Linked DNA regions of Homo sapiens: region 2 is linked to region 1. Evidence: read pairs that join two places in POLR2A ChIA-PET (ENCODE). Cell type or tissue: HepG2. All regions are shown on one strand.

Region 1 (5,000 bases):
TAGGAGGACACAGGGTGGTGTCTAGTGTGTGGGGCCAGAACATCAGCTACACATAGTTTGAGTATGTATATGAAGTACATGGTAGCTACAGGAAAGTAGTTTTTTCATCAGATAAACTTAGATTTGAATCTTCTGGTTATGACCTGAGGCATGTTTCTAAACTCTGAAAGCCTCAGTTTCTTCCTCTGTCCAGCAGAGATAGTAATTACCTTTTTTGGGGTTTTTGGACAATTAAATGAGATACAACCTACAAAAGGTTGAACACAAGGCCTGAGGTGCCCAAAACTTTAAGTACATATCATGGGAAACCAGCGCCCTTGGGTTGAAGGAAGTCTGGCCCGTGGGTTCCTCTGGGTGGACTTGCCACGGTGCTTTATATGTACAGTGGAAAGAGAGTGTCTGGGGGGCCAGGGGGGCTTTCTTATGACTCTGGGTGGACTTGCCATAGTGCTCTATAGGTACAATGGAAAGAGAGTGTCTGGGGGGCCAGGGGAGACTTTCTTATGACTTGCAGAAGTTGTGTTTGGCATTATGATAAGCTTTTCAGTAATAAAACCAAAATGCCTATTAAATTTCTGTGTGTGGAAAAACTATATTGACTTCTGTACAAATCACATAAACTCTTCAGCCTTTTCTTGCTTATAAATCAAGTTTGGTGTGTTGTTGGCTGCCATAACAAAGTACCACAGACTGGATGCCTTATGTAACAGAAATGTATTCTCTCACAGTTCAGGAGGCTGGAAGTCTGAAGTCAATGTATCAGCAGCCTTGGGTTCTTCTGAAGCCTCTCTCCTTGGCTTGTAGACATGCCTAATGTTAACACTAAGAGAAGTTTGCAGATAGACATTTAGAAGGAGCTAGGGGTTGGGCGCGGTGGCTCACGCCTGTAATCCCAGCACTTTGGGAGGCCAAGGCGGGCGGATCACCTGAGGTCAGGAGTTCGAGACCAGCCTGGCCAAGATGGTGAAACCCCATCGCTACTAAAAATACAAAATTAGTTGTGTGTGGTGGTGGGTGCCTATAATTCCAGCTTTTCGGGAGGCTGAGGCAGGAGAATCACTTGAACCTGGGAGGCGGAGATTGCAGTGAGCTGAGATCACGCCATTGCATTCCAGCCTGGGTAAAAACAGTAAAACTCCATCTCAAAACAAAACAAAAAAAAAGGAGCTAGGAGGGGAAGTCTCTTATGCCACTGGCTCTCTTTGGGACCCGTAAAAACCCATGAATATCCGGCCCTGAAAGCTGACAACAAGCTTTGTGCCAGGACTCTTGATGACGGGCGGTTTTCTTTCAGGGAAAGGAAGAGGAAGATGTTTACACTAAGAGAAGTTTGCAGAGCAGGTGTAACAGACACCTTCTCTCTCTGGGTCTCTTTATGTGGTCTTTCCTTTGTGTGTGTCTGTGTCTTAATCTCCTCTTCTTATAAGTACACCAGTCCTATTGGATTAGGGCCCACCCATATGACCTGATTTTATCTTAATGACCTCTTTAAAGACCCTATCTCCAAATACTCAGTCGCATTCTGAGGTACCTAAGGGTTAGGGCTTCAACATAGGAATTTGAGAGGGCCATAACTTAGCCTGTAACAACAGGTATAAGGGAAGCAGCCAGTCGCCCACATAATGCACGTGCAAGTAGCTTGGGTTATGCAGGAAGTGGGGGGCTGTGAGAGGCCTTGTAGTGGGGTCTGGGAAGGCATGCAGGTGGAGAGGAAGAAGTTTCAGGAACTACAGTAGCCTGTGCAGTTGCTTCTTGATAAAGTTCTGAGATAAGCCAGCAACCACAGATGGGCTTTAGGAAAACAGGGCCAGCTCTCCCATTTCCATGAGCAATAATCAATAGGCAAAGTAGGTATGATGAGAGTTAGCAATCAGGAAAACCTTAACTATTGGGACAGTTCATCATTGGAATGCACTACCTATCAGAGCTGTATAGTTCCTCATCTTGAAGATCTTCCCCAAAAGCTAGATTTTGTGTAGGGTCTGCAACTCTCCGAAGTGATTCTTGAAAGGGTCCATGTATTCATTTATCGGGGCCAAAAGTAGGGTGGGACTACATATTCATATATATATATATATATGTGTGTATATATATATATGTATGTATATATATGTGTGTGTATATATATGTGTGTGTATATATGTGTGTGTGTGTGTATATATGTGTGTGTGTGTGTATATATATATATGCGTGTGTATATATATATATACATATGTCTCAGCCTCCCAAAGTGTTGGGATTACAGGCGTGAGCCACTGTGCCCGGCCAACATGATTTTAAACTTGGAGAAGGGAGGGCTAGGGATGGGAAGGAGTTAGCCAGGTTACCCAGTTAGGGGGCATCTCCATTCATATATATATGAATATCTGGGATAGCTACATATCCCAGAAGGTGGCAGGTGTGAGGAAGCAGAACTAAAACACCACCTCCTAGCCAGGCATGGTGGCTCATGCCTATAGTTCCAGCTACTCAGGGGGCTGAAGCAGGAGGATTGCTTGAGGCCAGGAGTTTGAGACCAGCCTGGGCAACATAGCGAGAACCCACCTCTAAAAAATAAAACACCCCCTCTGGGAGACATCGGTCAAAGAGTACAAAGTTTCCGTTAGGTAAGATGAATAAATTCTGGAGATCTATGGTACAGCATGGTGAGGTTGATGAAAAATAATGCATCTTATACTTGAAAATTGCTAAGAAAGTAAATAAGAAATGTTCTCGTCACAAAAATATATGAGGTATAGATTTGTTAATTAGCTTAATTTAATCATTTCACAATGTATAGTTATCACATTGTACAGTTTTCGTATACAAAATACATACAATTTTTGTCAATTATAGCTTAATAAAACTGGGAGGTAAAAGTAAGTTAAATAAAGATGAAGATAGAAACTTAAAATGGAACATACACACAGAAAAATACCACCTCCTCAAATCTACGCCCATCCAGCCTGAGCTTCCCCTTCAGACACAGTGAAGAGGCTGCCTTCCACTGAGACCCCTAGAATGGCACTGCCATCTGTGTGGGCTCCTGGCCCCGTCCTTTGTTCCACATAGCCACTCCTGCAGCTGCTGTTTCCTGCAGGCTTTGTATTCCAGGTCTGAAAGGCCAGGGACACTGGCCTCTGGGGTTTGCTTTGATAATGACTTAACATGTGACCTGGGGTTAACCAGTAGACTATAGCACAGCTCTCCAAGTCTTAATCTGAGAAAGGAGTACCTTTTGAAACAGAGCTCATTTTTACATGGCTGCACTGTTGGCAGGGGATGTGGCTCATGGCAGAAGCCTGAACAAAGGGTAGTTTCCAATTCCAGGAGAGAAGAGTGGCAGAGTCCCTGGTAGCCCAAAATAAGGCTGGTGAGATGGTCCCAAAGCCACACTTTACATTTTGTATGAGGGTCTTTAGGACACTGTGTCAAATGCTCTTTCAGGAGTACCTACAGTGGTAACAGTTTTTCTTTTTTGTTTAATTTCTGTCTTCAAATTGACAAAAAAAAATTGTATGTATTTACAGTGTACAGTGTAATGTTTTGATATCTATACACATTGTGAAATGATTAAACCAAGCTACTTAGCTGGGCATGGTGGCACACCTGTAGTCCCAGCTACTCAGGAGGCTGAGGTGGGAGGATCCCTTGAGCTCAGGAGTTCTGTTCCAGCCTAGGCAACCTAGTGAGACCAGTCTCTTAAAAAAAAAAAAAGTCAAGCTAATTAATATAATGCATTACCTCATATACCTATCCTTTTTCTGTGTGTGGTGAAAATACTTCAGATCTACCCTCTTAGCAATTTTCAAGTACACAGTACGTTGTTACTGCCTATAGTCACCATGTTGTGCAATAGGACTCCTGAGTTTACTCCTCTCATGTCACTGAAATTTTGTACACTTTGACCAATGTCTCCCCAGTCCCCTCATTCCCTAGCCTCTGGTAACCAGCATTCTGATCTCTGCTTCTATGAGTTCAACTTTTTTAGAGTCCACATTTAAGTGAGAACATGCAGTATTTCTTTTTGTGTCTGGCTTATTGCTCGTAGCATGTCTTTCAGGTTCATTCATGTCGTCAAAAATGACAGGATTTTCCTTCTTTTTTTATGGAGTTCCACAGTAATTCTGATTGCCAACAGCCCTTACTTTTTTTTTTTTTTTTTTTCATTTGAGACAGAGCCATGTTCTGTCACCCAGGCTGGAGTGCAGTGGTGCAGCTGTGGCTCACTGCAGCCTCCATCTCTCAGGCTCAAGCAATCCTTCTGTTTCAGCTTCCCAGTTTTTTTATTTTTAATAGAGATGCGGTCTCCCTATGTTGCCCAGACTGGTCTTGAACTCCTGAGCTTAAGCAATCCTCCCACTTTGGCTTCCCAAAGAGCTAGGATTACAGGCATGAGCCACCACATCCAGACCCTAAGAGTCCTTATAGATTCCTCAACTCTACGGCTTTTTCTTTTTCTTCTTCTTTTTTTTTTTCTTTTTCTTTTTAAGAAACAAATACTCTGTGTTGTCCCTGCTGGTCTGGAACTCCTGGGCTCAAGTGATTCTCCCACCTCAGTCCCCAAAATAAGAATAGCTGAGATTACAGGCATGTACCACCACACACGGCTGAACTCCATAGAGTTTTAACCTTTATTTTCCCATAGTTTGGATAACAATGCTGAGGTCCGGGGACCTACCCGAGGTGAAAGAGTTCATTTAATTGACCGTGCTATCATGAACCCAGGCACACTCTGTTACAGCCCCCCTTGTTATATCTGGAAACAAAGTCGCAGCAATCTTTGTGGTTTACAGAGTACTTTTCATGTGCGTCATTTTGTAATCCTCATTTTACAGTTAAGAACAGAGACTGGGGTTTTATGAAAAGCACCATGAAACAGTTCCCTGTTGGTGCCTCTCTTGTGATTTTCTTTGCTACCAAAATGGAAATGAAGAGCCGCAGGAAGCTCAGAAGGTATCAGCACCAGGCCTGGCCCTGGCCCACTTTAGGACACCATTTTCTGATCTCTTTCAGTTCTG
Region 2 (5,000 bases), 400 kb after region 1:
CAGTAGAACGTTCCTGCTCTGCCTATCTAGCCTTTGGAAAGGAATTGAAACTTAGTAAATTACTTTTTATAGGTTGCCAGTGCTGGCATGTCATAAAAGGCTGGGATTCTGTTTAATTTTGTACAGTACTGAACGTAGGTGTTTCATGTGTGTTTGTGTTTTCATATACCTTTATATGAGATATTCTTTCTAATAATATAGTTTTTCTTTTTGAGACAGTCAGGCTGTGTTGCTGAGGCTGGAGTGTAGTGGCACCATCTCAGCTCACAGCTACCTCCACCTCCCCGGTTCAAGCGATTCCCATGCCTCAGCTTCCCAAGTAGTCGGGATGACAAGCGTATGCAGCCGTGGCTGGCTGCTACATTTCTTGTTTTTAGTAGAGACGGGGTTTCACCATGTTGGCCAGACTGGTCTCTAACCAACTCCTGACCTCAGCCATTCTCCCGCCTTGGCCTCCCAAAGTGCTGAGATGACAGGTGTGAGCCACAGTGCCTGGCCTATTTCTTTCTTTTTTTTTTTTTGAGACAGAGTCTCGCTCTGTCGCCCAGGCTGGAGTGCAGTGGCACGATCTTGGCTCACTGCAAGCTCCGCCTCCCGGGTTCACGCCATTCTCCCTCCTCAGCCTCCCGGGTACCTGGGACTACAGGTTCCCGTCACCACGCCCTGCTAATTTTGTTTCTGTATTTTTAGTAGAGACGGGATTTCACCTTGTTAGCCAGGATGGTCTCGATCTCCTGACCTCGTGATCCGCCCGCCTTAGCCTCCCAAAGTGCTGGGATTACAGGCGTGTGCCACCGCGGCCCGGCCATACACTTTTGTTTGTTTTGAGACTTGTTTGTTTTGAAACGGGGTTTCGCTCTTGTTGCCCAGGCTGGAGTGCAATGGTGCAGTGTCGGCTGACTGCAATCTCCGCCTCCCGGGTTCAAGTGATTCTCCTGCCTCAGCCTCCCAAAGTAGCTGGGATTATAGGCATGCGCCACCACACCTGGTTAGTTTTCTGTATTTAGTAGAGACGGGATTTCACCCTGTTAGTGAGGCTGGTCTTGAACTCCTGACCTCAGGTGATCCACCCACCTCAGCTTTCCGAAGTGCTGGGATGACAGGTGTGAGCCACCGCGCCTGGCCCCTATTTCTAATAATAGAGTGTTTCGATGTTCTCTGTAGTGTGCTTAAATTGGAAAAGTCTTAAAACCAATTTTGCCCTATAGATTCAAAGGCTGTTAAATTTGAAAAACTTTATTAAACATTTTTTTGAACTCCTTTGTGCTAGGCACCATGATGAAGTCTGGAGAAATAAGTACTCCTCTTTTCTAGAAGCTTGGATATGAAAGGGAGGAAGACAGAATATAGTAAAGCACAATGTTACATGTATTATTAAGTGCTAGAACCTGGATTCAAAGTTTGAATTAGAAATACGTTAGCCTGTGTTGCTATAAAGGAATATGTGAAACTGGATAATTTATGAAGAAAAGAGGTTTATTTTGCCTCATGGTTCTGCAGGCTGTGCAGGCATGACACCAGCAGCTGCCTACCTTCTGGTGAGGGTGTCAGGAAGCTTCCAATCATGTCAGAAGGCAAAGGGAGAGCAGGATACTCACATGATGAGAGTGGGGAGTGAGGAGGTACCAGGCCTTTTTTTTTTTTTTTTTTTTAAAGACAGGGTCTCACTGTCGCCTAGGCTAGAATTCATTGGTGCAGTTATGGCTCACTGCAACCTTGACCTCCCAGGCTCAAGCAATCCCAGTAGCTGGGACTACAGGCAGGCGCCACCACACCTGGCTAATTATTTTTCGTAGAGATGAGATTTCGCCATGTGGCCCAGGCTGGTGTCAAATTCCTGGGCTCAGTCAGTCTGCCTGCCTCAGCCTCCCAAAGTGCTGGGAGCCACCATGCCTGGCTTTAAACAGCCAGATCTCATGTGAATTCATTACTGTGGAGAGGACACCAACCCATTCATGAGGGGTCCTCTCCCATGACCCAGACACCTCCTACCAGGCCCCACCTCCAACACTGGGGATCACATTTCAGTATGAGATTGGGAGGGGACAGTTATACAAACCACATTAGGTTTATTTTTTATATTTTTAGAAACAGGATCTTGCCCAGGCTGGAGTGCAGTGGCCTGATCATAGCTTACTGCAACCTACAACTCCTGGTCTTAAGAGATCCTTCCGCCTGAGCTTCCCAGAGTGCTGGGTGTACAGGCATAAGCCATCATGTCTGGCCACAGTTTAAATACTGTGGCTTTATTCTCTTAGAGCTAGTACTTCTATATCATCTTTGTTTTGCATTCAAACAACATAACAAAACTCACCCAGCCTAAGAAATAGAACATTTACTATATTTCATTTTCCAAAAAATGCTTTTTGTGTGTTATCCTTTGGACTTTGGATTTTGTGAAAATCTTTCCAAAATTGTATTGAGATGATTTTGATTGAAGTATAGGGATCATGGAACTTTTTTGCTCATTATCCATTAGCACTCTTCTGAATACACTTTGTAAAAAGCTACTGCATGGAATTCTGAAGGTTTTGGTTCTGGTTGACTTACTTTGGTTTTAAGTTTAGTAGGAAAAATGTGTTAACTTCAGTTCATCATTAAACTAGTTTTATCAAGCTATATAAAAGGCTGTCAGAGGGGAAAACAACATAGTAACAATGTGATTCTGGCCTTTTCCATCTGTTTCTCTAAAAATTTTTTTGGTACTAAGCTACTTAGGAGATGAATAGGGTCCATTTGTGTATATAAGAGCAACTAAGGCTTGAGTATAGGACCCTCATGAGGGTTTTGTATTGGAGGCTAATGGTCATAGCTTCCTATTGATGCACACCTTTATATTAGGTTAGACTTTTGGATCTGTTTTGGATAATAAAAAGCAAACTTCTACTTTTGATGACTTGGAAATCTCAAACATAACTTTTTAGGTTTTGTGACTTAATGGTGACATATGTGATTAAGTTTTTGAGGCAGTCCATCAAGTTTTTGTCTAGGAGATAGCATTTATAGCCTGAACAGAAAATGATAACTCATATATTTTAATTTTTTGAGTGAATCTTTGAAATGTTTTTTTCACATAAATTTTTTTGGGGGAGGGGACTAAGATGTGGAGAGAATAAGAATGACAAGAAAGAACGTTAGGTTGATTTTTGCCTTGTTCCCATCCTAAGGCTACATAAATATGTACTGTATTTTTAAAGTTGCATTTTTATTTTATATATATATGTTTTAAAATTCTTTAATTATTGATTTTATAAGAAATCCAAGCCATACTGAAATGAGCAAATCACAAATTTGCATCACACAAAAATAAACGGCACTAATGTTTTGTGAATATTTCAGATATCTCTGTTTAAAGATAAACAGATGGAAGAATTCATAGAGATTATTGTATGAAATGCTAATTTTTAGAAATAGTTAATTTCATAAGAAAACTGAAAGGAATTGTTAAATTTATAGTAGTTCTTTTAATGTAAATATTTCTTTATAAATTTTTTAAAGTTAAACACATCTGTTAGAAGTGGCTGTTATCCTGTTATTTTACCACAGGTTTCAGTTTGATAGTATTGATTCTCTTCTGTGAGAATGGCTTGGGCTGGGTGTTGGAACTGAATGTAGTCCTTTCTGTACTCAATAGATAGGAGGGGGAGTGCTGAGAAACGGTAATGACTTGTACCTCGGATCTCTCTTTTGCCAGATTTATATTCTACGCCTTTGGGCCTTCACCTTTCTCCCAAAACAGCAGCACAGTTCCCTGAAACATGGCCCTCTTCTCAGGTCCTGTGGCATAGTATGTAGTTAGGGACTTCCAGACCTGGAGTTTTCCTGGGGTTATCTATTTCCCCCTTCATTTCACTTCACCCCACACACACTGAAGGATGTTAGAATTCTCTGGATTTTGTGAACTCACCTTCTTTCTTCTGTACCTGCTCCTGTGTGCTACGCGCACACACACACACACGCATGCACGCACACATTTCATTTGCTAGATACTAGGGGAGGAATGTAAAGCAATGTGTCACTTCCACCACTTCACTCTAGCCGTGTGTAATGTCTTTGCTGCAGATGAGTAGCACATTATACCAGAAATGTTGATTGAAGAGTCCACATGTCTGCTCTGAATTGAAATATCCAAATAGCTTTTTACCATCTGCTGAACTTAGTGATTCTGTGTCTAGATTATTTTATCTGTTTTGTTGACCTGTTTGTCCATTACTAGCCTATATCACATTGTTTCAGTTATTATAATTATTTTATGTATTTATTTATGTATTTATTTATTTATTTTTGGGACAGAGTCTTGCTGTCACCTAGGCTGGAGTGCAGTGGCACAATTTTGGCCCACTGCAACCCTTGACTCCTAGGTTCAAGCAGTTCTCATGCCTCAGCCTCCTGAGTAGCTGGGATTACAGACGCATGTCACCATGCCCAGCTAATTTTTGTATTTTTAGTAAAGATGGGGTTTCATCATGTTAGTCAGGCTGGTCTCAAACTCCTGACCTCAGGTGATCTGCCCACCTCGGCCTCCCAAAGTGCTGGGATTACAGGCATGGGCCACCGTGCCCAGCCTATCTTTTTTTTTTTTTTTTTTTTGGTATTATTTGATTAAATAACTTCTTCTTCATTCTCCTTTGGTTGTATTTAGTATTTGGCTATTAAGAATACTATTGATAGGCTATTAAGAATACTATTGATACTTTTTTTTTTTTTTTTTTTTTTGAGACAGAGTCTCGCTCTGTCGCCCAGGCTAGAGTGCAGTGGTGCAATCTCGGCTCACTGCAAACTCCGCCTCCTGGGTTCATGCCATTCTCCTGCCTCAGCCTCCCGAGTAGCTGGGACTACAGGCGCCTGCCACCACGCCCGGCTATTTTTTTTGTATTTTTAGTAGAGACAGGGTTTCACCGTGTTATCCAGGATGGTCTCGATCTCCTGACCTCGTGATCCGCCCTCCTTGGCCTCCCAAAGTGCTGGGATTACAGGCGTGAGCCACTGCGCCCAGCCTA

The links. Peaks named below come from ENCODE experiments on the same cell type or tissue, not always from the same donor. Only the 100,000 strongest peaks of a DNase experiment are listed, where the experiment ranks them.
Region 2: POLR2A ChIA-PET joins it to region 1 with 7 read pairs; 5 of 35 experiments call an interaction of 5 or more read pairs at or near these places.

The regions. Positions count from the first base shown.
Region 1 is chr1:247,323,226-247,328,225 of GRCh38, reverse strand. ZNF496 (zinc finger protein 496) reads left to right here. Exons shown (of 10, transcript NM_032752.3): 6 at 4,996-5,000. Among named protein-coding and RNA genes, the nearest start is that of ZNF496, 6.1 kb to the left of the region's middle. In HepG2, no CTCF peak of the experiment used is centred here; DNase peaks (open chromatin) are centred at 3,115 and 3,855.
Region 2 is chr1:246,922,699-246,927,698 of GRCh38, reverse strand. All of the region lies in intron 1 of AHCTF1 (AT-hook containing transcription factor 1), which reads left to right. Among named protein-coding and RNA genes, the nearest start is that of AHCTF1, 6.7 kb to the left of the region's middle. In HepG2, no CTCF peak of the experiment used is centred here; no DNase peak of the experiment used is centred here.